Linked DNA regions of Mus musculus: regions 1, 3 and 4 are each linked to region 2. The links are chromatin loops, found by intact Hi-C in ENCODE. Cell type or tissue: heart. All regions are shown on one strand. Links, peaks and the distances in the headings refer to the core of each region. The heading gives the core; the rest is flanking DNA.

Region 1 (5,524 bases), core at 111-5,110, 63 kb after region 2:
GTGGCAGTCTTCCTATGTTGTCCAACTCAAACTTCTAGGTGCAAGCATTTACTTATCACCTTCAATGGGGCAGTAAGTGGTTCCCTGGGGGCTCAGCAGGGGCTCACCCCATGGCTCACACAGGTGGTCAGTCATCTGTTGAAGTGAAGGTCACTGGCTCAGAGCATGGTGTCTCCCTGAGCCACTCAGAGCTTATCCTCTTGTGGTTCAGTCTGAATTTGCTACAATGGCTGTGGGTCCCAGAGGTCCCCAGAAAATAAACATGGACAATCTGAATCATGGTGGGCAAGGGTTCCTGCCATGGTTTTCCTCAGCTGAACCTTTCTCTGCAGATGTCCCCCCCACCTAGCAGCTTCAATGAGCCCCGAAGTGGTGGAGGCAGTGGGGGACCCCTCTCTCATTTTTACTCTGGCTCACCCACCTCCTACTTCACCAGTGGCCTACAGGCTGGCCTCAAGCAGAGCCACCTGAACAAGGTGAGTCTGCCCTACAAGGGACTGGTCTCTAGGACCATTGGAATGCCGGGCTGTGTGTCTGTATGTCTCTGTAGCCTTGTCATCCAAGGGGTCTCGGCGACAGCTCATGCTGCAGTGGTTTTGGCCCCTCTGGTTCCCACTGTTGAGCTTCCCCTCATCTCAAGTTGGCCTAAGGTGTGGGTGGTCTTAGCCCCAGAAGACAGATGAGAGACAGCTGGATTACCACCAGGCCTCAGTTCTGAGTTGCAGGCTAGGTGGCCTCAGGGTGACCTGCCCCACCTCTTTGACTCCCCAGGCTGTTGGTTCCTCTCCAATGGGCTCCAGTGAAGGGCTCCTGGGCCTGGGCCCTGGGCCCAATGGTCACAGTCACCTGCTGAAGGTACGGGCAGGAGGAGGGGAGGCACAGGGCTGGGCAACCCTGGCTCTGGGAGGCCACTGACCTGGCCCCCCTTGCTGTCTGTCTCCAGACCCCACTGGGTGGCCAGAAACGCAGTTTTTCCCACCTGCTGCCCTCACCTGAGCCCAGCCCAGAGGGCAGCTACGTGGGCCAGCACTCCCAGGGCCTCGGCGGCCACTACGCGGACTCCTACCTGAAGCGGAAGAGGATTTTCTAAGGGGTCGACACCAGAGATGCTCCAAGGGCCTGCACCAAGTTGCTTTTGGGTTTTTTCTGGTATTTGTGTTTTCTGGGATTTTATTTTTATTATTTTTTTTAATGTCCTTTCTTTGGGTAATAGAGAAATCTCTGCAAAAGACTTTGCTGACCAACCAGCTGGAGCTCAAGGAATGTGGGGTATCTGGGGCCACACCATTACCTGTGGGCTTGCTCCTGGAGCCAAACCCTGCAGCCTTAAGAGAGAGGGGCCTGACCTGCTCTCTTTCCCTCCCTAGCTCCAGGCCTCCTCTCCTGCCTCGTCACTCCTGTGTTCTGGCCTCTTGAGTGCCTTTGGAGGTGTCTCTGACCTGTGAGGATCAGAGACAGTCCCCGTTTTTAAACTTCGACAATTGACTTTTATTTCCTTTTCTAATTTTTATTATTTTTTAAAACAACCAGGATGATTATCACATCTACTCCCCCATCCGTCCAGAAAAGCCCCAAATTGATTCCTTCAGGGTCTGGCCTGCCCAGGCTCTATTCCACATGTGCAGGTTCCAACAGCTTAACCCTATTCTCTTCCCAGTCATCTGCTGCAGGTATAGCTGTCTCATGCCCCTGCCTGCCTATTCTGGCCAGTACCCTAAGCCCCAAGATCTCCAGCCCCTGCCCCAGTATCCTTGCCTTCTGATGCCTTAAAGTTGGGCCACAGGTCCTGCTGGGTCAGAGCCTCACAGATGCGGAGCTCCAAAAGCTCCGCTCAGGACCAAAGAGCTCTGGCCTAGGGTTCATCCTTTCTCCAGGTGTCTGCCCTGTGGACAGAAGGCTAAAGCCTTGATCTTGGCAAACCACCCCTTTTGCCCAAAGCCTGGATGCAGAGACCAGTATTTTCTGCTGGCTTCAACAGTCTCCCCTGCTGTCTGTGAAAGGTGACCATTGTACCCAGGCCACTGGGCCTCTACCATGTTCTTTCAAACCCAGGTCATTACCATCCCCAGGCTGGATCACTGGAGCAGGCCTCCTCTCTGTCCATGTGAGGGGGACCTAGGGGCTCTGCCCTTAGCCAGCTGAGCCACCACCAGCCTCCCTCCCCAAACATGATAACCCAAACCCACTCCAGTGGGTGTATCTCACCCCCTCACCCCACCCCCACCCCCTGCATAGACCTTTGCTGAATTAAAGTTTGTAAGTAAACGGTTTTAAAAAAAAAATCAGAGCTGGCTGGTTCTTGATATAAACCATGGGCCAGCAAACTAGCTCAGAATTCTGGTAACACAGACAGCCTGAGTTTTATCCCTCTGCCCCAAATGGTGGAAGGAGAGAACTGACTCCCGCAGATTGACCACTGACCTACACACATGTCACGGATGGGCTCATACACACAATCCCTAAAAATTTAAGTTGGGCTTGGAGGCCAGCCTGGTCTATATGAATTGCTTAGAGACTTAAGAATTTCTCAGTCTATAGAGATTCTGTCTCAAACAAAATTTAAATACTGGTTGCACATAACCGGTAATTCCAGCAAAGGAATTCGGAGATCAAGGCCAGACTAGGGGATCCTGTCTAAAAATTAGAGAACTCAGAGGTTGGTCCCAATTGCCGAACGTAGTTTTAGTTCCCAGCCCCACACTACCCATCAACTCTTCTGGGCTCCATAGGCACCCACTTGGTGCACATACGTACATATAAGCAGAACACATACAGTACGACCTAAGGGAAGAAATATCCAACCACAGGGCGAGGCCGGAAGTCCAGCTAGATCCCAGTGCATCACCTTTGACCTCACACGGCGCCCAAACGCTGCGTTTACTGTCGCTGAGGACGCGCAGAGCATGCTAGGTCTTCCGGTCACGTGGCCTATCATGGCCGCCTCCATGGCCCGGGGCGTGAGCGCCCGGGTCCTGTTACGGGCGGCCGGGGGATCTTGGGGACCCAGGGCCGGGCACGCGGCGGTAACATCTAGGACGTTCGGGACTACAGGTACATAGGGCTGGGCCGAGCCGCGGCGTGCAGCGAGGCCGCAGCCGCTCACCCACTCGTGTGTTTCCAGGCGAGCGGCGTGCTGGCGAGGAGGCGGCGGACAGCCCGGAGCTGCCCCGGGACGTGTGAGTGCCCCTCGTGCCACGCCCTGCCCCTCCCTGCCACTCCCTGCCTCCGGCTCAGCACCTGCACCCTGTTTGTCCCCAGGGTCAACGTGGTGTTCGTGGACCGCTCTGGCAAGCGGATCCCGGTGAGGGGCAAAGTCGGGGACAATGTTCTATACCTGGCCCAGCGCCACGGGGTGGACCTGGAAGGTAGGTCATATGAAACTAGGGAGATCCTTGGCATTCTTATACCTTTTTGTAATTTTGAGAGGTTTCCTATAGCTCAGGCTCGCCTCGAACTTACTATGTATCAGAGGATGACTTTGAACTGCTGACCCTCCTGGGACCTGGTGTGCACTACCACAATCCAATACTTTTGTTTAGGTGGTGTATGGGTGGGTCCGATCTCACTCTGTGAATCAGGCTGTCCAGGAACTTAAGTATGTAATCCCGGCTAGCCTCCAACTCATTGCAGTGAACCTACTGCCTCCACTTCCTGAGTCCTGAGACTACAGGCATGTGCTGCCTACCATATCACCAAATAGGTGGGATGGGAAGAACTGAGATGGAGTCCATGTTATTCAGGCTGTTCTGAAATCAGCTATATAACCAGGCTAGGCTCAAACTCACAATAGTGATGCCCCTGCCTCCACCTCTTTAGTGCCAAAATGGTTAAGACAGAGTCTCTGACTTACCCTTAAACCTGCTGGCTGATCATACTGCCTTAGCTTTCTCAGTTCTGAGAATACAGGTTGTCTCTACTGTTTTACCACCTTTGCGCTAACGCCAGTAAGATGGCAATAATGAAACTGGAAAGGTCGCCAGTGCTGAAGACTGCAGACGGCTTGTGAGAAGACCTGTGTTCTCTTCCTACCACCAGCTCTGTGCCAGGCAATTCACAGCCTTCTGTACCAGTAGTGCCGGGCACACTACCTCACCTCCATGGCACCTACTCACATGCACAACCCACACAGAGACACATGGAAACACTTAAAAATCTTTCTTTAAATTAACACTAAAATAAAACTAGGTTTTGGAGCAGCCCTTACTGAGCTGCTAGAATCTGTGCTCTCTTGGAAATTGTGGATTCTCCATGTTGACCCCCCATTCTCTAGTGCTGCCGCTGACTACCTTTTGGGGAGAGGTGGAACTGAAGCGGGATCACAGATGCACAGTGCTGTCCCTCACCACTCTCTTGCTGTTTTTCAGGCATCACAGCTCAGTCCTGTCCTAGCACCTCTGTGCTTATAATGTGAGAGGTGATTTCCCAGCAGATGACTTGGCTCCTCATTCTTCAGACTTGACAGCCTGGCATCCTTTCACCCAGCTTAAGCCTCCCGTGCCCATGTCTGTCTGTATTTAGTGGCCTCATAGAGCCTGGCTTTCATTTGCTTTCTGACATTTCTCCCACAGCCTCTTTCACACCTTGGCCTCCCAAGGCCCTCCATGTAAGCAGGTCTGAGATCAGTGTATGTTGAGTGCTAATTCCTTGGGACAGCTTTAGGAGTAAAGGGGGCAGTAGTTCCACCTTGCAGAGCAGGGAGCTGTACACCATATTATGGTAGGCAGGGTCCAGAAGCAAGAGTCACATGGCAAAACATGATTCAGACATGGGGCATTTCGTCCTCTCATGCCTCCCTTGAGTATCACCCTTGAGTGTTTTCTGTATTGTATTTATTTAGCGTGTATGTGTGTGTGTGTGTGTGTGTGTGTGTGTGTGTGTGTGTGTGTGTGCATGCATGCACGTGTGCGTGTACATGTGTGTGTGCACGTGCATGTGTGTGTGCATGCTTATGCCTCGCCGTAGAGGTCAGAGGATGGCCTGAGGGAGCTGGTTCACCCCTTCCATATTGTTTTCCTAGGGATTGAACTCAGGTCACTGGGCTTGCAGTGACCCCTTAACCCAGTCAGAACATTTCAGGGCAACCATCGACTAATAACAAGACCCTGTTTATATTCATACCCAGCCTGGGTAACTTAGCAAGAGTCCCTGTCTCAAAAATTATGACAAGTTATGAAAAAAACCTGCCACCTCCCCCAAATGACAAGAGTCTTTGTGTGAATACTATGTACTGTGTATACCAAAGTGACAGTCTTTTGTCATAGCATGCCGTTCTGAGCCTAACAGGAACTCTAAGCCCAAGAGTAAAGACAGGTTGTCATTGGCAGACAGTTGGAAGGGTCGGTGCTGGGTTAGTGGTGCAGCACTTGGGAGGAGAGGCTGTCTGTGACTTTGAGGCCAGCCTGGTGTCTACATAGCAAGTTCCAGGACAGCATACACAGTGAGTCTCTTTCTCAAAACAAACCCCAACCAGTAAAAAGCACTAGAGAGGTTGGGGGGCGGTGTGTGTGTGTGTGTGTGTGTGTGT
Region 2 (5,524 bases), core at 387-5,386:
TGCTGCACCCGCTGAGTCACATGCTAGCTTCTGCAGTTCTATATTACCAGTCCTGGGTGGAGTGGGTGCTGAGCAGCCTTGAAGGAGGTGCAGGGGACACTGGGCATCATGCTGCTGGCATGGCCTCATCTGCTGTCCTCCCTCTCTCCACAGGATGCCAAGTATCACATGCAGCGTTGCATCGATTCTGGCCTCTGGGTCCCCAACTCCAAGTCTGGTGAGGCCAAGGAGGGGGAGGAGGCGGGCCCCGGGGACCCATTGCTGGAAGCCGTCCCCAAAGCGGGCAACGAGAAAGACGTCAGTGCGTGACCCTTCTCCGGAAAAGGAAACTTAGCCACCATGTCCCTAGCTCCCAACTTCTTCACTTGTGCTGCTCCTCACATCCTGGCCCATGGCCTGCCCCGTGTCCCCTCTCCTCCCACCTGTCCCCAGCGCTCATCAGACTCTCTGCTTCGGGTTGAGGGGCTCTGCTGTCTGCAGCCTCCTACCCCCATCAGCGTTATGCCAAAGTCCTGGGGGCCTGGGGAGGGGCAGCAGTTGCCAGGTTGGTCCACCGGGTTGGGGATACAAATGTCCCCATCTAGGCAAGGTCTGTCCCTATGGGTCTATGGTCACTGTTTTTCTTCTGTCTAGCTTCCTGTCCTGCAACTGGCAACAATGTCCAATAAACAGTTCCAGGTGCTGGAGGCCGCTGGTTCAGTGCTGTTTGAGGCAGAGGGTGAACCTAGGTGGGGAGAACTGGAGTGCTAACAGCCATCCATGCCTTTGCCCTGTCCTCACCCTTCAGAAGTCCTAGGCCTTCTGTGTCTCTCCAACTGTCTGTCTCAGCCTCCCCTAACTCCTCCCTCTGTCTCCCCTCTCCCCCTAGCACTCCATGGAGACAAGAGGACACGAGTTTGAGGGTAACCTGGGCATGAGATATATGTGGCCTTTCACACTAGACTTTGCCTCTGCTAGGGGAACATCTTATTCTAAATTTTTATTTGTGTGTGTGTACGCTCGCACGCCCGAATGTCTTTTTGAGATAGGTTTTGTATGTATCTTTGGCTGTTTGGGAACACACTATATAGACCAGGCTGGCCTCAAACTCAGATATCCACGTGCCACTCACTACCTCTTGAGTGCTGGCATCAAAAGCATGAGCCACTCCTGGCTTAAAATTTAATTTATGTGTATGAGTGTTCTGTACGTGTACATGTAGTGGCTGCAGAGGCCAGAATCTCTTAGAACTGTAGTTCCCAGTGGCCCTCAGTCCACCATGTGGCTACTTGGAGTGAACACAGTGTCCTCTGCAACATTGAGTCTTTTCTCCAGTCCTGGGGAGCAACTTTGAGGATTTCTCCTGTTAGAAAGAATGTAGCCTGGGGCTCTGGCTAGAGTTTAGTGGCAGAGCTTGGCTTAGCGTGGTTTCAGTTCCAGCAATGTTTGTTTTTTGTTTTTTGTTTGTTTTTTTTTTTTAAAGCACATGTATCATTCTGAAGAATGAATGAAACAGAAGGGTCATGTGTTCAAGGCCGGGCTAGGCTGACCAGTGAGTCACTGTCTCGGTGAAAATGAATTAAAGGACTTAGTTTACAGAGTGTTTGCCTAGCATTCAGGAAGCTCTGGCTTCTAGCCCTACCCTGCATAAACTGGGTGTGGTGCCACATCTGCAAATCCCAGGCCCAAAGTTGGATTTAATTCTGGAGTTAAGGGTGGTGGACTGAGAGGATAGCTCTCGATACAGAGGCCTGAGAAGACCTCAGTTTAGATACCAGCACCAAAATGCTGGACATGGCCGTGTGCACTTCCTGTAACCTCGGTGTCTTTGGAGATAAGACCGTGTCCCTGGGGCTTGGTGGCTGCAGGTCTTGTTTCAGATTGAGAGACTGTGAGTAGGAATAACATGAAGCATGATAGAGCAGGCCACTGGGCATCCTCTGGGTCCTACGGTACACAGGCACAGTACACATGCCTAATGCCGATGGCACACACAAAGCACATGGTTGTCCAGTCTGGGCTACGCGTGAGAAAGTAAACTTGCATGACCTGGTGAGATGGCTCAGCCGTGAAAGGCACTAGCCACCAAGCTTGGCAGTTTTAATTCCTACAGCATGCTACCTGCTGTCAGGAGAGAGCCAACTCAGCATACTACAGAAGAGTGTAACCTAAAACATAAAGTTAATAAGCAAATGAACAAACATGCAAAAATGGTGCAGTGAGCTGCATCAGTTGAAATCAGCCAAAGGCAAGATTCTGACCCTTCATCCATCCCCCTTTTAGGGCATTGTCCTCTGGGAACTGCTTCTCACTCAGGACCCAGCTCAGCCTTTGGAAGACAGCAAGCAGCTGATCTCCAAAATCTGAGGCAAGGCTAGTCTACATGGTGACTTGCAGGCCAGCCAGGGCTGCACAGTGAGATCCTATCTCAGGGAACAACAGAATGAAAAAACATTTTAACCAGCCCTAGCTCGGTGCAGTGCACCTCCCAGACATGTTCCTGGGAGCTCTCTGAACCTCTCACCTTTCACACTAGCCGCAGGACTGCCTCACCGGTGTGGTATGACCTGTAGACTACCAGGCACTATGAGCCTTTCCTTCCCTTCTCCCCTGAGACTCCCACAGCACTGGGAAAGGGGACTGGAGCACGCACAGTAGGCCCACAGAAAAGATTTGCAGAATGGCCAGAATGCTCTTGTGTCCAAGTGTCTATCCACCAGAGGGCAGGAGTGAGCCACAAATCTTTACAAGCCCAGTATTCTTTAGTTGAAAGGTAGGTCTGTAACTCAGTTCCAGGTGATCCAAACACATGGGGTGTGTGTGTGTGTGTGTGTGTGTGTGTGTAACTCAGTTCCAGGTGATCCAAACACATGGGGTGTGTGTGTGTGTGTGTGTGTGTGTGTGTGTGTACTTTAAGGTCATGAGCCATGATGTGGTTGCTGGGAATTGAGCTCTTTTGGGATAGCAATCAGTGCTCTTGACCACAGTAATTCCTCCAGCTCGTGATTTTTGAGATTAAGTCTCACTGTAGCACAGGCTACTCTGGAATTTGTGACAGTCAACCTACCTCAGTCTGCCTAGTGCTGTGATGAACATAGGTTGTGAGTTACTTTGACAGTCTGGTTTGGTTATATTTTTAACTCATTGAGTTGTCTCATAGCTGATTACGGAGTACATGTCTATAATCCCAGCACTTGGGAGGCTGAGGCACAAGTATGGACCGAGTTCAGCCTAGGCTATCTTGTCTCAGTGTGCTTTGTTTTGTTTTTTCATAACAAAATAGTTCCACAAATAGGTCTAAAATTTTTATTGATATACTTATTGTGTAGACATTGAAAAGCAGCTGGAGTTTCTGTGTCTACACTCTGTGGGAACTGGAGCTAGAACTAAGTATTGATGTCAGTAATGGTGGCAAGTGTCATTATCCGCTGAGCCATCTCAGCAGCTCATTGTAGAGGGATGCCCATTAGCTGCTTGGGCTGTCAGGAAGTCTCTGGTGGCTTCCTGTCCCCACCCCCCTAGGCTCCTAGACACATTGAACCGGGTCCTCGATTGCAGGGAAATGCAAGCCCTTTGCTTTCATTTTTACCAGCTCAGTTGATGACCCTACATACGGAGAAGTAAAACAGCTACAAAGCTACGTGGGGGTGGGGGTGTCGCAGAAACAGAGTGGCATCTGTGGGCTGTCATCTTTTGCCACCCTATTTCTGTAGTTTTTCCTTTCTCTGCCATGGTTGACACAGTTTCTAGAGAATACTGCTACACACATGTACAGCAGGACATGGAACCTTCTTTGAAAGTCTCCCAGCAAGTCACCTTGCAGTCCTCAGGAGAGAGGGGCCTGACTGTTCCCTGACCTCCCATTCAGAAGACAACAGACTTTGTTTTCAATTCTTTATCTTGGCTTTTCCCAGGTCTGGTGGGAACTTTAGGGAAGCCCTTCCCCCAAAGACCTGCCTTGCTTAGGGGAATCCCCTCATTTCTGAAACCTGTTCCAGCTGTCCTGGGTTTGTCCCTCTTCGTATGGAAAGTCCCCATTGGGGAAACCCCTTGGGTATTCCTGCTGAGTAATGGACAGGTTTAGGGTGCAGAAGTTCTACAAGACCTCTGGGTCAGAAGAACAAACACAGGCCTTCCCAGTAGCCTCAGGTAGCTGGTTTCTCTCTCCACTGTTCAATGTGGGATGTCTGTCCTGCTGTGAATGAACTGGCAGACTTGGGCTGGCACTCATATCTGTACTTCCAACATCTGGAAAGCTGAGACAGCAGAAGGGCTTTGAGTCTGAGGTCAGCCCAGGCTAAAGTGAACTCCACAGACCCTGCCCATCTTTCAAAAGAATATGAAAACAAAACCAAACAGAAACAGGGGGGAGGGGGAGGGGGAGGGGGAGAAGCCCAGTCAGCCCAGAAGAGCTCAGTCTGCAAAGAACTGTAAAGGAAGTGAGGTTTGAGCCTCGGAACCTACACAAAAGCAGAAGGGTGCTGCATGCTCATTAGCCCGGTAGCCATTGGAGCCTGCGGCCATCTTGCCTATCCAAATGGGATGTTACAGGCCAATGAGACCTTGTCTCGGACAAAACCAAACCAAGGTGGATGGCAGTTAAGGAATGACAGTTAAGGTTTTTCCCCTGGCCTCCACAACTGTGTACATGTATGTGCCTAAATGTCACACACAAATAAAACAGAATAAACCAGAGGCAGGTAGATTTCTATTTGAGGCCAGGCTGGTCTACCAAATGAGTTCCAGAATAGCCAGAGCTCCAGAGAGAAACCCTGTCTTGAAAAACCAAAAATAGAAAAAGCCAAGCCTTGGGACCTTTGGAGAATGCCAAACTCTGGCTACCCCGGCTCGTGACTCAGCATCCCCTGGGGGGGAAAGAGCTGTTGTTTATTATTACTGTGATTATTAGGGCCATTATTGTTATGAGTCACCCAGTTTGAAGTGCTGGGTACAGGATCCAGGCCCTCTATTTCAGCTTCCGAACTCCAGAGGGACTCCACCCATCTGAGCCGGCTCTTGAATTTGGCACAGTCCTCTTCCTGCTATTGAACTCTTGTGGCCTGGGCAGTGGCAGAGGAGACTGTTTTAGTTATTTTCATTGCGGTGAAGAGACACCATGACCAAGGCAATTTATAAAAGAACACATTTATTTGGGGATCAGAATTGCAGAGAATTAGAGTCCTTTATCATGGTGGGGAGCATGGCAGCAGGCAGGCACGCGAATGGAGAAGTAGATGAGATGACACCCTGAACCACAAGCAGGAGGCATAGAAAAGAGAACTGGGAATACCTTGGCCCTTTGAAGTCTCAAACCCATCCACCCTCAGTGACAACACCTCCAACAAGGGCACATCTCCTGACCCTTTCCAAACAGATATGCCAAGTGGAAACCAAGATTCAAATATATGAGTCTGTGGGGCCCACTCATTCGAGCCACCACAGAGTGTCAGCAGGGAAAGACAGCTGGCCCTTTGAAAGCAGAGAGAGAGCAGCCTGGCCTCCAGCTCAGACCACTCGGTGTCTGCCCACTGGGCATGTGCCCTCC
Region 3 (5,433 bases), core at 434-5,433, 110 kb after region 2:
CATCCCACTCAAGATTCGGGACTGACGCACTCTTAGAGGGGCGTCTCTGGAAGCCTTGCTGCCTATGGCAGAGATGGGGAAGCTCGGTGCAGGGATGGGGTCTCAGATGAACACATCAATAGTGAGGAGGAGGAGATTCCAATTTGGGGGGATGGGGAACCAAGTCACTCTTAAGACCCTGACAGGTCGTCAGGAAATGGGGGGGAGAGACACCGAGGCTGGGGGCGAAAGCAAAGTAGAAATGAGAGACTGAGTCAAAGGCTTAAAGGAGATTGTCCCCAAACTTGAGTAACTTGGACAGAAAGCCACAAGGTTAGATTCCGGGAAGGAACCGTGAGGAAAGCCCTAGAAAGCCGGTTGCCAGGGCTCCAGGTGGAGGGGAAACAGGGCCTCTGAGTTATGACAGTTGAGGAGATAGGGTCTTTGAGGATCATAAATAGGGATGATGCTAGTCTGTGAACCATAGGACACGACAGAGCAGGAGAGAACAGGAGAGCCACAGTGTCTCCTGAGCCAGGTTGGGTGCAAAACCCCGAATTCAGAAAAGGTGCTGGGTTCCGATCTGAAAGATCGAGGTGTGTTGGGGTGGAGGAAGGACAGGGAGAAGCCCGGAGCTCCAGGTGGTGGCAGAAGCGTGGGAAGCTAGAAGAGGGCGGAGCCTGGAGGGGACACCCGGGCCGCCCTCTCTGGTCCTTCAATTCCGCCCCCGCCTTATCCACCTGGCTCCGCCGGCGGGCTCTTCTTACCTGAGATGCCTAGGATCCCCAGGCCCAGGGCAGCCCAGAGGCCGAGGAGCGCTCGGCGCAGCCCTGGCGAAGGCCCCGGCATTGCCGCCGCTGCCGGGGAGGGGAGAGCACAGAAGGCGAGGGGAGCGCGAGTGATGGAGAGCGGGGCTGGGAGGACCGCGCAGCGCAGCGGGTGGAGTGTGGGGGTGGCAGAATTGCGCCCAGGGATTGGTTTAAACGTTGGTAACTTGGTTTCTAAGGAGGGGGCGGTGACAGAGGCGGTGATGGGGGGCGAGCTGACAGGAGGCGAGCGCGCACTGGGCTTCTCCAGGCCTTAATGCAGGCGAGCTAGCCAGGCAAGAGCGGTCCCCCGTGGGGGAAAGATCTACATGGAGGTCGGCCTAATGATCTAAAGCCTTCTGGGGGCGACCACGCTCTCCCGCGTCATCCCTGGCGAAGGAGGGAAGGGATGCTGAGAGGCCCTGCCCAAACACCCACCACCATAGGTATAGAGTCTGAGACAACGCGCTGGGTCTCCAAGCCACGCCCATCCTCGGTCCCTCCCACCAGCGCCTGTTTGAGCAAGGGTGGATGGAGAGGTTGCTTGTATTAGCTTGGGGAGTCAATAGTATGCAGGAAATGTGGTTCTAAGAGGAGAATGTGAGGATGCCTTCCTTAACTGAGGTTTCGTTTTGACCTCCAGCAGGCTAAGTATGGGAGCCACGCCCCTAAGACCTCCTCCGCGCACGCGGCGAAGGAAGAGGGGGATCAAGTGCCAGCAAGACTCGGACACGTGTGCGTGTGCGCAGCGTTCGCAGGCTTCTAAATTAGAGTCGACTCCGGCACCCGATCTTTATTTACCCAGAGTGCAGCGGGAATGTGTCTACAACGCTGTTGTGTGTCTAGTCTCTCAGCAGAGCTTCTGCGCCCTCCTCGCCAGGAGTGTGGCCGCCTCTACTGGGTAACTAGTGCGAGATTCTGCAATTCACGCTGGACCAAAAGATCAACTGGGGACACTTTGACCCCAGCTTTGACATCCCTCTCTACATACATACCAGACTCGGAGACAACAAGCACAACGCCAGGAAGCAAGTCTGTGACAGCTCACGTGGCCTGAACAATCATCTCTTAACTTGTTGCTATGCTAGATTTCCTATCTAGTTAGCCGCTTCCTCTACTACTTGAAGAAGGCCCCGCCTACTCGAGTGTTTCTACCTCCCCCCCCCCCCCCAATTAATGATAACCTTGGGGAATCAGGTCTAGCTCCACCCGCTGGCCTTCTCTAGTAACGCACAGGCTCCGTAGTGGAAAAGGAGGGAGGAGAAGGGAAACTTAGCCTCCAATCAGAGCTCCGGCCTGTATCAGCGGAGCCAATCAGAAAAAGCCATACCAAGAGTCAGCCCTGGAGGGGAGGTCAGTTTAGTCTTTCTGCCCCGCACAAATAAAGCTAACAAAACTCTACGCAGAGGAACTCGGGTTCTAGGACCCCATGCTGGCCTTGAAGGAGAAATTTCAAGGTGTTGTTTCCTCCAGTACTACCTCTAATCTACTAATCTTCAGCCCCTACGTAAGGAATTTGGAAAAAGTAAGGTACCTTAAAAAAGAAACCACTTTCTCCAAGAACCGTAAGGCAGAGACTGAGGAGGAAGACTTTATTGTTTCAATAAGAGTCTCTGAATTAATTACTCTGAAGTTCTTTTCCCCTCCCTCTTGTCAGGCATCGAAAACAGATCTATAACTAAGTCTGCACAGCCAGGTACTTGCGCACGTAGACAGCCCCCACAGCCAGGAGGATCCCCACCAGGGTTGCGATGGAGGTAGAGGCCAAGGCTATAGAGGCTGGGCTTAAAGCTGTGGGCAGGAGTGAAAATCAGGAACTAGGAGGTCTGAGGACCGCCAAGCGTGGAGCCCACGCCTGTTCTGCAGGCCCCCTTGGAGTGGCAACATCCCCTCTCCCGCACCCATTCCCTGGGATTACAGGATGCCTCACCGAGGACTGTCAACATAACAGGTGCCGAGCTGCTGCGCACCACTAGCCCGTCGAGATTGAGGCGCGCATGGCAGGTGAGTGGCTGCCAGAGGTCGTTGAGTCCGGCCCGCATCACGTAGGTCAAAGTGACATTAGCCAAATCTGAACCGGTGAAGCGCTCCAGGCTTTCATGATAAATCACTCGGCCACCTCTTCTCAGGCTCACCACCAAGAATCCCACTGGGAACACGTGTGTCACATAGCATCGCAGAGTGTACTTGTGGCCCACTAGGACCGGAGGCTCCAAGATCACGCTTCTGGGCCGTTCTAAGGCAAGAGAGATAAGGCCCACAGGCACCCCTTAAAGCAATTACCATCTATCCGCTTCCTCCACCCCTCTCCCCTCACCCCAGCCCGGCCTGAGCCCCGGTCTCCCTCACTGTAAGCAGTGATCCTGGCGGTGGCCTCTCGGGTTTCTCCTGCGCAAGTGACGACGCAGCGCACCTTGGAATTCCAGGCCCTCACATCCAGTAGCTGGTAAGATACCCAGCCGGATCCATTAACTATCTTTCCCTGCCGCAGTTGGGTGCGCAGGCTGGAATGCACCGGCAGGGGGCAGTTGTGGCTGCAGTTAAGCCACGCTGAGCCCCCGGGAGGCACGGCCTCTAGCTCTGGATTAAGACGCACCCAGAAAGGTGCTGAGGTCACGGAAGGCGCGGGAGGACTTTGCATCCACTCTTGCTGGGGGCTCCCACCCCTCGGATAGGCAGCCACCAGCAAAAGCGACGGGAGCAGAAGGGCAGACTCCATGGCACAAAGCCCGCGCTGAAGTGCGGGCGGAACGCCAGGGAGTTTAGGCTGGCCGCAGGAGATAAGAAGGCACCCTGGCCACGCCCCAGAATGGGCCTCGGCCGGCCCTGATGAAGATACCTGCCTCCCCTCCCATCAGACCCTACAATCAACCAAAAGCCATTGCACAGTTCTGGACCTGCTCTTTAGTTTTTACGTAAGCCCCAAGAAGTCTTTAAAAATTAAAAAATAAAATAACGCTTGGTGATGGCACATGCCTTTGATCCCAGCACTCCCAGGGAGGCAGATCTCTGTAAGTTCAAGGCCATCCTGATCTACACTGGGAAACCCTGTCTATCTAACGTAGATTTTACTAGACATGGCAGTGGCTTTGTCATTTAGTCCTAGCATTCAGGAGACAGGTTGGCCCATCTTTGTGAAGTCAAGGCCAGCCCATTCCACATAGCAGATTTCAGGACATCCATGGCCACAAAGAGAACCTGTCTCAAAAAAGAAAGGGGGTGGGGGTGGGGACCAACCTGATCCACAGACTCAGAGTTAGGGTTAGGTTACCAGACAACCCTGAGGCATTATGGGAGTCGGCAGTCCTTAGGGCTTTGCCTAACTGATGTGATGACTGTACACAAACTCACAAGACACTCAGGCCGACATAAAACTTTATTGATTCAAAGGAAAGGTTTCTGTGCTGGGAGGGGTGCTTACCCTCCCACAGCAGCTTGCACGACCCTTCTAAGGAGTTGGAACATTTCCTTCCAGGCTTTCTCTTTGAGGTGGAGCCGCCTGGGACCATGATTTCATGAGCATGAGGCTCGATTGTTCAGCTGCTAAGGCATGGTGGCTGACATTGGGAACAAAAGTAGGTGGGGAGGTGCTGGGACGCTCCAGGATGTGGAGGAGCAGAGAACCACTGCCAGTCCACATAGTGTTTATGTGACTGGTGAAAAAAGTCGACCCTTATGAGAAAAGCATCCTGACCAGTAGAGAAACCCTCGACCCATGTGATCTTTCCCCAGACTCTCACAGCATCTGCAGCAGGGTCCAGGCCATAACTTATACATTCACCTCCTCACTGATCTACTATATACAGGGTACTCAATAAATAGCTGGTAAAACTCTAAATTAATAAATACATCAAGAAGAGTTGGGGACAATGTCTCAGCTTTCCTGTGTCGGGGGGAAGTGTGGTCTTCTTGCTTGTGTCTACTGGATATCATGTCTTCCTTAGGCAGGAGCCCCTCAGCAGGGGCAATAGAGAATGAAGTCAGCGTTTCTTGGCTGAAGGTCCACCGGGCTGTAGGTGGGTCCGGGTCACACGTGTTCACAGTCTTGCTCCATCCACCGAGTCCTCTTAGCTCTGAGGCTACAAGTGTGCATCCCCCAGGCCACCATCCTGTTCTGTGACAGCCAGAGGAAGTGGCTGAGGGTAAATGCTGTCTACCATTCTGTTCAAAAGCAGCAGCAGCTGTTGCCCTGCAGGGGGTCCAGGCAGGAGTCTCATCCAGCAGGCTCAGGGAGGTGGGGCTTGTCCCTTGAGTTTTATGGCCTCCTCCTGAGCCTTCTGTAACTTGTATATCCTGATCTTTCTCTGGCGGTTATAAACATAAGAGGCTGCCATCACGAGGCCCACAATGACCAGCAGTACTGGCACCAGAATGATTATAGTCCAGTTATTTTGAGAGTGGTCTGTGTGGTAGAGACAGAAGGGAATGGTGAGACTTGAGGCCCTGGCACCTAGCCCACCCCTCATCCAGCCTTATATCCTGGGATACTCACACAGTACTGTCAGGTACACATTCCTGGTGACATTCCCATGGGAGCTAAAGGCATGGCACACGTATGTACCATTCATCTCCTGTTTGACAGACTTCACCACCCCGATGGGCAGCAGGGCACCATCTGCCTTCCGTCTGCAGGTCATCTTAGGAGATG
Region 4 (5,524 bases), core at 171-5,170, 240 kb after region 2:
AACATCCCCACACCCATCCCTCTAGGTTCCCGAGAGACAACGTCACCCCAGTGTCAGCAGGAAGCAGCCAGCTATCACAACGACCCTATTTCCGCTTTGCCATCACATCTTTCTAATCTTTTTTAGTTAAACCAAAATGGGAGGAATGTTAGCACTCTGTCTAAACTCCATCCCACAGTTACCTGGCAACAGCCAGGTAGGCCTGACCCACTATAAAGGGGGCTACTTGCCCCCTCCTCCCTCTCTTGCTCTCTTGACCTCTTGCTCTTCCCTTCCTGCTCCCGCTCTGTACCCTCCCTCCACATGGTCATGGCCAACCTCTATTCCTCCCTTTCTCTGTCTCCCTCTCTCTGCCTCTACTACCCTCTTAACTCCCCTCCCCATGCCCTGAATAAATTCTATACAGTTGTGTGACTGGTCCCTCAGCGGGAAGAGATGCCTTGACATGGGCCCACTGAGACACCCTCTTCCCCTATACCTCACTGCACCTCCATAGAACATATCCCCCTTCTTTTTATAAACACATCAACTTGTTCTACGTACCCTGAGCAACCTTGAGCAATGCCTACCTACCTCCACTGTCCAGGCCAGGCGTTCTCTCGTTCTCACTTGTTGCACAGGCTGGCCTTGAACTTACTGTCATCTGGCTGCCTTGGCTTCCTGAGTGCTGGGGTCATTGGTGTGAGACTGACCTGAGACAGTTTATGCTAGTTGTTTTGAGACACGTCTCATTTTGTAGCTCAGGCTAGCCCTGAGCTCATTTATGTATCCTAGGCTGTATGCAGGTGTGAGGCACTATTTCCAGCTGCATTATCTGTTTCAAGGGATTCGTCTAGTATATGCCAAAGGGCTGGGCGAAACAGCACTGTGTTTCTTTTAAAGGCAAATACCTAGAAGTGGGTGGAATGCCACAGGATCTGAGAGATCCATCAAATCCCTGGTAAATGCTGCAGAATTACATTGGTTTTGAGATAGTCTTCTGTATGGCCTGGACCGTTCTCAGACTCGTGTAGCTGAGGCTAGTCTCGACCTCCTGCCCCCCCCCCCCCCCTTCTCAAGTACCAAACTAACAACCCTGCCTCTCCACCCCCACCACACATTCACACCCAGCCTCTAGAGGAGTGAAAGGGAGCCAGCATAGAGGCAAAAAACTCAAGCCTCAGATCTGCCTCCTGAGGGGTAGTGCATGGCGCCAGGCTGAAGGGGAGTTTGAGCCACAGTGAAGGGAAAAGCTTCAGTAATGACATGATGCTCGGGGACAGGGCAAGGGCCACAGCAACACCTGCAGCCAAGCTTAATGTGTGAGTTAGATCCCTTGAGCCCAAATGATGGAAGATGAGAACCAATACCTGAAGGTTATTTTCTGATCTCCACTAACCAACCACACAAAGTAAATCATTTTAAAGATTTATTTCTTTATTTTATGTATATGAGTACACACCAGAAGAGGGCATCAGATCCCATTACAGATGGTTGTGAGCCACCATGTGGTTGCTGGGAATTGAACTCAGGGCCTCTGGAAGAGCAGTCAGTGCTCTTAACCACCGAGCCATCTCTCCAGCCCCACAAAATAAATTTTAAAAAAATTTTTTTTTTGAGACAGGGTTTCTCTCTGTAGCCCTGGCTGTCCTAGAATTCACTTTGTAGACCGGGCTGACCTCAAACTCAGAAATCCGCCTGCCTCTGCCTCCCAAATGCTGGGATTAAAAGGTGTGTGCCACCACTGCCCGGCTTAAAAAATGTTTTAAAAACGTGTTTTAAGGGTCAGGCATAGCAGACGCCCCTGATTCCTACACTGTGGAGGCAGAGGAATGTGGATCATCACTGTGAGTTCAAGGCCAGCCTGGTCTACACAGTGATCTCTTGCTTTGTTTTGCTTTTCAACTACTGAAGGACTGAGCATGGTGGCTCATGCCTTAATCCCCAAACTGGAGAAGCAGTTGATCTCTGTGAGTTAGAGGCCAGCCTGGTCTAAATAGCCAGTCCCCAGACAGGCGGGAGATAGACACCGTCTCCAAAAGAAAACAGTCAAAAGCCAACTGTGGGAGCCATGGGTTGCAAGCCTCCTCCGTGCAGTGCTCCTCCATGGCCTCTGCTTCAGGCTTTAAGTTCCTGCCCTGGCTTCGTTCAGCATAGCACTACAAGCTGTAAGATAAAATGAGCCCTTTCCTCCCTAAGTTGCGTTTGGTCATGGTGCTTATCACAGCAAGAAAAATCTGCCTAAGACGGCTTGCCCAGCGTGCACTGGGGCTCAGCATGCACTGGGCTCCACTTGTAACATGAAATAAACCAGCCGGGACAATGTTTGCCTGCCATCCTAGCACTGGGGAGGTGGAAGTAGGAGGAGCAGTAGCTTGAAGTCGTCCTCAGTTGCGTAGCGAGTTTGAGGCCAGCCAGAGCTACACAAGACTGCTCCCCAGAGAAGGAGCAACACTACTTATTTATCTATGGGTTTTCACTGTGCAGTGCAAGCGGCCTCTGGAGGCTCCCGGCTCCTACCCGAGCTGATGACAGGTATCCGCAGCTCCTCCCCTCCACTGCACAGCCTTCTAACTGTCAAGTCTTTGCATACAAATTGCCACCTGTCAAACTACTAGGTTCCAAGGAGAAATCCTATCAGTATTTTAATTTTGTACCTTTAAAAACCACCTGGCCGTTTTTCTTTTCTTTTTCTTTTCTTTTTCATTACAAACAGGATGTTACTGTGTAAGCCAGGCTGGCCTTGATCTTGAGGTGGCACTCCTGCCTCAGCCATGTGTGTGTCCCCAGTGGGTCCTTTCTAAAAGGTAGCTTTGCAGCTGGGGTTCTTTCCTTGGTCCCCAACCTCCTTCCTTCTCACTGTCCTACTCTGCCCTCTAGTGACAACTGCAACAAGTTTTTTTCACAAGAAAACACAGGCACCCCAGGAAACCTTACTTAAAGTGACCGTGTTCTCCAGCCGGGAGGACGGAGACCTGGAACTAACTCTTCAGTCTGTTCTTTGTTTGTTACTTGACTCACGACCCCACTCTATTTCCTCATTCCCAGCTGAGTTCAAACTCTCGGATTTTCTGCCTATGCCTTCCTAGCACTGAAACTGACCATTTTGTTTATTGTGTCCTTAGAGAGAACAACAGTAAAAACCAAATGTAAGTTAGTTAACCAATTTCCTTTTAAGGCCATACCATCCTTAGATGTTGCCTGACCTCCTCTGATTCTATTACATTTTGTGTGTGTGTGTGTGTGTGTGTGTGATTTTTCAAGACAGGGTTTCTCTGTGTAGCCCTGGCTGTCCTGGAACTCACTTTGTAGACCAGGCTGGCCTCAAACTCAGAAATTTGCCTGCCTCTGCCTCCCGAGTGCTGAGATTAAAGGTGTGCACCACCACGCCCGACCCATTACATTTTTATGAAGCGTTGTCCTTCTTAGCCCCGAGGCCTGGCTGGGAGCTGGGAGCAGGGACATTCAGCCTCTGGACTGAATCCTGAAGAGTCTCACAGGATTTCTTCAAGGTCGAAGTCCATCTAGAAAGCAGCTATTCATTCTGATGTTCACCCTAGATCCTCTGATTCTACAGGGGTCCCACTACGATGCAGTGTGTGAGAACAGGCCACAGCATAAGTGTGGGGCTCAGGGTACAACCTGCTAGAGTTAGTCCTCTCCTTCCCTCAGATGGGTCCTAGGGTTGAACTCCAGGCAGCAGGCTTGTGGAGAGTGCCTTCACCCACTGAGCCATCTTGCCAGCTTAAGATACAAGTTCTAAGTGTTAGGAGTATAGGTCAGTATTAGTGTGCCCAACTCCCTGCTTTCCGTTCCCCACCAGCATCCCAAACAGACACATGGACTTGGAGTGGATGTTCCTACGGCAGAGAATCTGATATAACCTCCACTTACTTGACAGGAGCTTAGCACTGGAGAGAGTTTAAGGTGGCAGGAATAGAGCTTGCAACGTTTTTGCAGCTAAGGAGGTACTGGGACCTAGGTAAAATATTAAGGCCTAGATAAAATGTCAAGGCCTAGGTAGCCTACTTGGCTAGCCTACCATTATAAGGAAACTTTCTCATATGTTTCTGCTGTTACTAGGAAACTTTCTAATGCCAAAACTGATTACATATTCTGTTATGCCCTGTGCCCTTGGAAACCAATCATGATAGAAGTTAGTAGAACTTTTTTGAATAGTTACCCATAATAAGCTTTGACCTGAACCAACCACCCAGCAGCACTTACTAGCCATATATAAATTTTTATGGTATTTGTCTGTATAAGCTGTCCCTGGGATGGACTCCAACATAAGAGAGAAATCTCTGGCCTGGAGAGATGGCTCAGTGGTTAAGAGCTCTTCTAGAGGTCCTGAGTTCAATTCCCAGCAACCACATGGTGGCTCACAACCATCTGTAATAGGATTTGATGCCCTCTTCTGGTGTGTCTTCAGACAGCTCAAGTTTATATAAATAAAATAAATAGATGAGAGAGAGAACTGCACCAATATAAGAAACCCTTTGGAATAAGACTTCCATTTTGAGTAATGACTGAGTAAAGTTTAAGTTCCCAAGACCTCCCTGGAAACTGGCATCCTACTTGGCAGAAAGACATGTGCGTGGGTAACTGACAACCTGGTTGGCACATTGAGACATGAATGTTCAACAAGGAAAGTCTCTTGCCACCGTTGAATACCCAACCAATGGGAGCAGGATACGTGTAAGGCAAAACCATGTTCCCAGGTAAACCCCCCATTTCTGAATCCTGATTGGTGATGTGACTTGGCCCAGATGTTTGTGGATTTGAGGCTTAAAAACCCTGCAGGATCTTAAGTCAGGGTCACAGTTCAGGTCCTGAATCTGGACTGTGGCCCTGGTTAACCAGTCCTGACATGTATGCTCAATAAAGTGCCTCTCTCTGACTGAGACTGGGGCTCGTGTGGTCTGTGAGGGGACTCCTGGACCACAGCAGGAGGCTGGCTGCCAAGCCTGAAGGCCTGAGATCAATCCCAAGACCCACATAGTGGAAGGAGAGACTGTCTGCAAAGTGTCCCCTGACCTCCATGTGTGCTATGTATGCACAAGCATGCTGTCTTCAAATAATACAAACGCACAACAAGGTTGTAGGATAAACCCTAGCATGCTACACAGCAAAGGAGGCACAGGAGACCAGGTGGCCTCTTATTCAAAGAAAGGACGTCTTAGCACAGGACAAAAGGGTTTGGTCTGAGTCTGTTTCTTCTTCAACAAACCAGAATCCTGGTATCCTCTAAACGATGTGGGGCGAGGGCATTCTTGATACACGTGCTTTTCAGCCAAGCTTGTTGGCACACAATTATAGCCCCAGCTATTTGTGAATTCCTTGCGTTTAGGAGTTCAGGGGCAAGCCTGGGGAACAAAGCAAGACACCTTTAGTTTTGGAGACAGAGTCGCATGGAGCGCAGGCTAGTCTGGAATCCACGAGGTAGCTGAAAATGGCCTTTAACTCATAATTTTCCAGCTTCCACCTCCAGCACTGCGATTACTGATGGCTGAAAACTAATTCTCCGGGAAGAGGGAGAGAACGA

Evidence for each region. A loop is a pair of places that touch in the nucleus more often than their neighbours do. Peaks named below come from ENCODE experiments on the same cell type or tissue, not always from the same donor. Only the 100,000 strongest peaks of a DNase experiment are listed, where the experiment ranks them.
Region 1: it touches region 2 in a loop (3-fold over the local background); 4 of 42 quality-filtered maps call a loop at or near these places.
Region 3: it touches region 2 in a loop (7-fold over the local background); 26 of 42 quality-filtered maps call a loop at or near these places.
Region 4: a loop joins it to region 2, with 7 times the contacts of the local background. A loop is called at or near these places in 20 of 42 quality-filtered maps.

The regions. Positions count from the first base shown.
Region 1 is chr9:21,070,916-21,076,439 of GRCm38, reverse strand. It overlaps Fdx2 (ferredoxin 2), which reads left to right and starts at 2,909. Exons shown (of 5, transcript NM_001039824.3): 1 at 2,909-3,051; 2 at 3,122-3,176; 3 at 3,259-3,365. The coding sequence starts at 2,934. It overlaps Raver1 (ribonucleoprotein, PTB-binding 1), which reads left to right. Exons shown (of 13, transcript NM_027911.4): 11 at 333-476; 12 at 772-855; 13 at 944-2,282. The coding sequence ends at 1,090. Gm38431 (predicted gene, 38431) reads left to right here. Exons shown (of 17, transcript NR_038081.2): 11 at 333-476; 12 at 772-855; 13 at 944-1,149; 14 at 3,122-3,176; 15 at 3,259-3,365. It overlaps Mir7082 (microRNA 7082), which reads left to right and starts at 852; the gene lies at 852-943. In heart, for the core only: no CTCF peak of the experiment used is centred there; DNase peaks (open chromatin) are centred at 2,049 and 2,889; H3K4me3 peaks cover 1,781 bases; H3K27ac peaks cover 1,835 bases.
Region 2 is chr9:21,134,593-21,140,116 of GRCm38, reverse strand. It overlaps Cdc37 (cell division cycle 37), which reads left to right. Exons shown (of 8, transcript NM_001378796.1): 8 at 154-686. The coding sequence ends at 309. Among named protein-coding and RNA genes, the nearest start is that of Tyk2, 6.1 kb to the right of the region's middle. In heart, for the core only: CTCF peaks have their summits at 2,471, 2,672 (motif pointing right) and 4,969; DNase peaks (open chromatin) are centred at 2,555, 3,486 and 5,006.
Region 3 is chr9:21,027,525-21,032,957 of GRCm38, reverse strand. It overlaps Icam1 (intercellular adhesion molecule 1), which reads right to left. Exons shown (of 7, transcript NM_010493.3): 6 at 5,278-5,433; 7 at 4,144-5,187. The coding sequence ends at 5,012. It overlaps Icam4 (intercellular adhesion molecule 4, Landsteiner-Wiener blood group), which reads right to left and starts at 3,526. Exons shown (of 3, transcript NM_023892.3): 1 at 3,135-3,526; 2 at 2,716-3,021; 3 at 2,362-2,576. The coding sequence starts at 3,504. The coding sequence ends at 2,464. It overlaps Icam5 (intercellular adhesion molecule 5, telencephalin), which reads right to left and starts at 920. Exons shown (of 11, transcript NM_008319.2): 1 at 747-920. The coding sequence starts at 828. It overlaps Mir1900 (microRNA 1900), which reads left to right and starts at 630; the gene lies at 630-707. In heart, for the core only: CTCF peaks have their summits at 1,808, 2,025 (motif pointing left) and 3,299 (motif pointing right); DNase peaks (open chromatin) are centred at 687, 1,467, 2,037, 3,357 and 2 weaker places; H3K4me3 peaks cover 3,455 bases; H3K27ac peaks cover 3,038 bases; H3K27me3 peaks cover 3,552 bases.
Region 4 is chr9:20,898,998-20,904,521 of GRCm38, reverse strand. No RefSeq gene overlaps it. Among named protein-coding and RNA genes, the nearest start is that of Eif3g, 3.2 kb to the right of the region's middle. In heart, for the core only: a CTCF peak has its summit at 2,856 (motif pointing left); a DNase peak (open chromatin) is centred at 2,871; H3K4me3 peaks cover 755 bases; H3K27ac peaks cover 831 bases.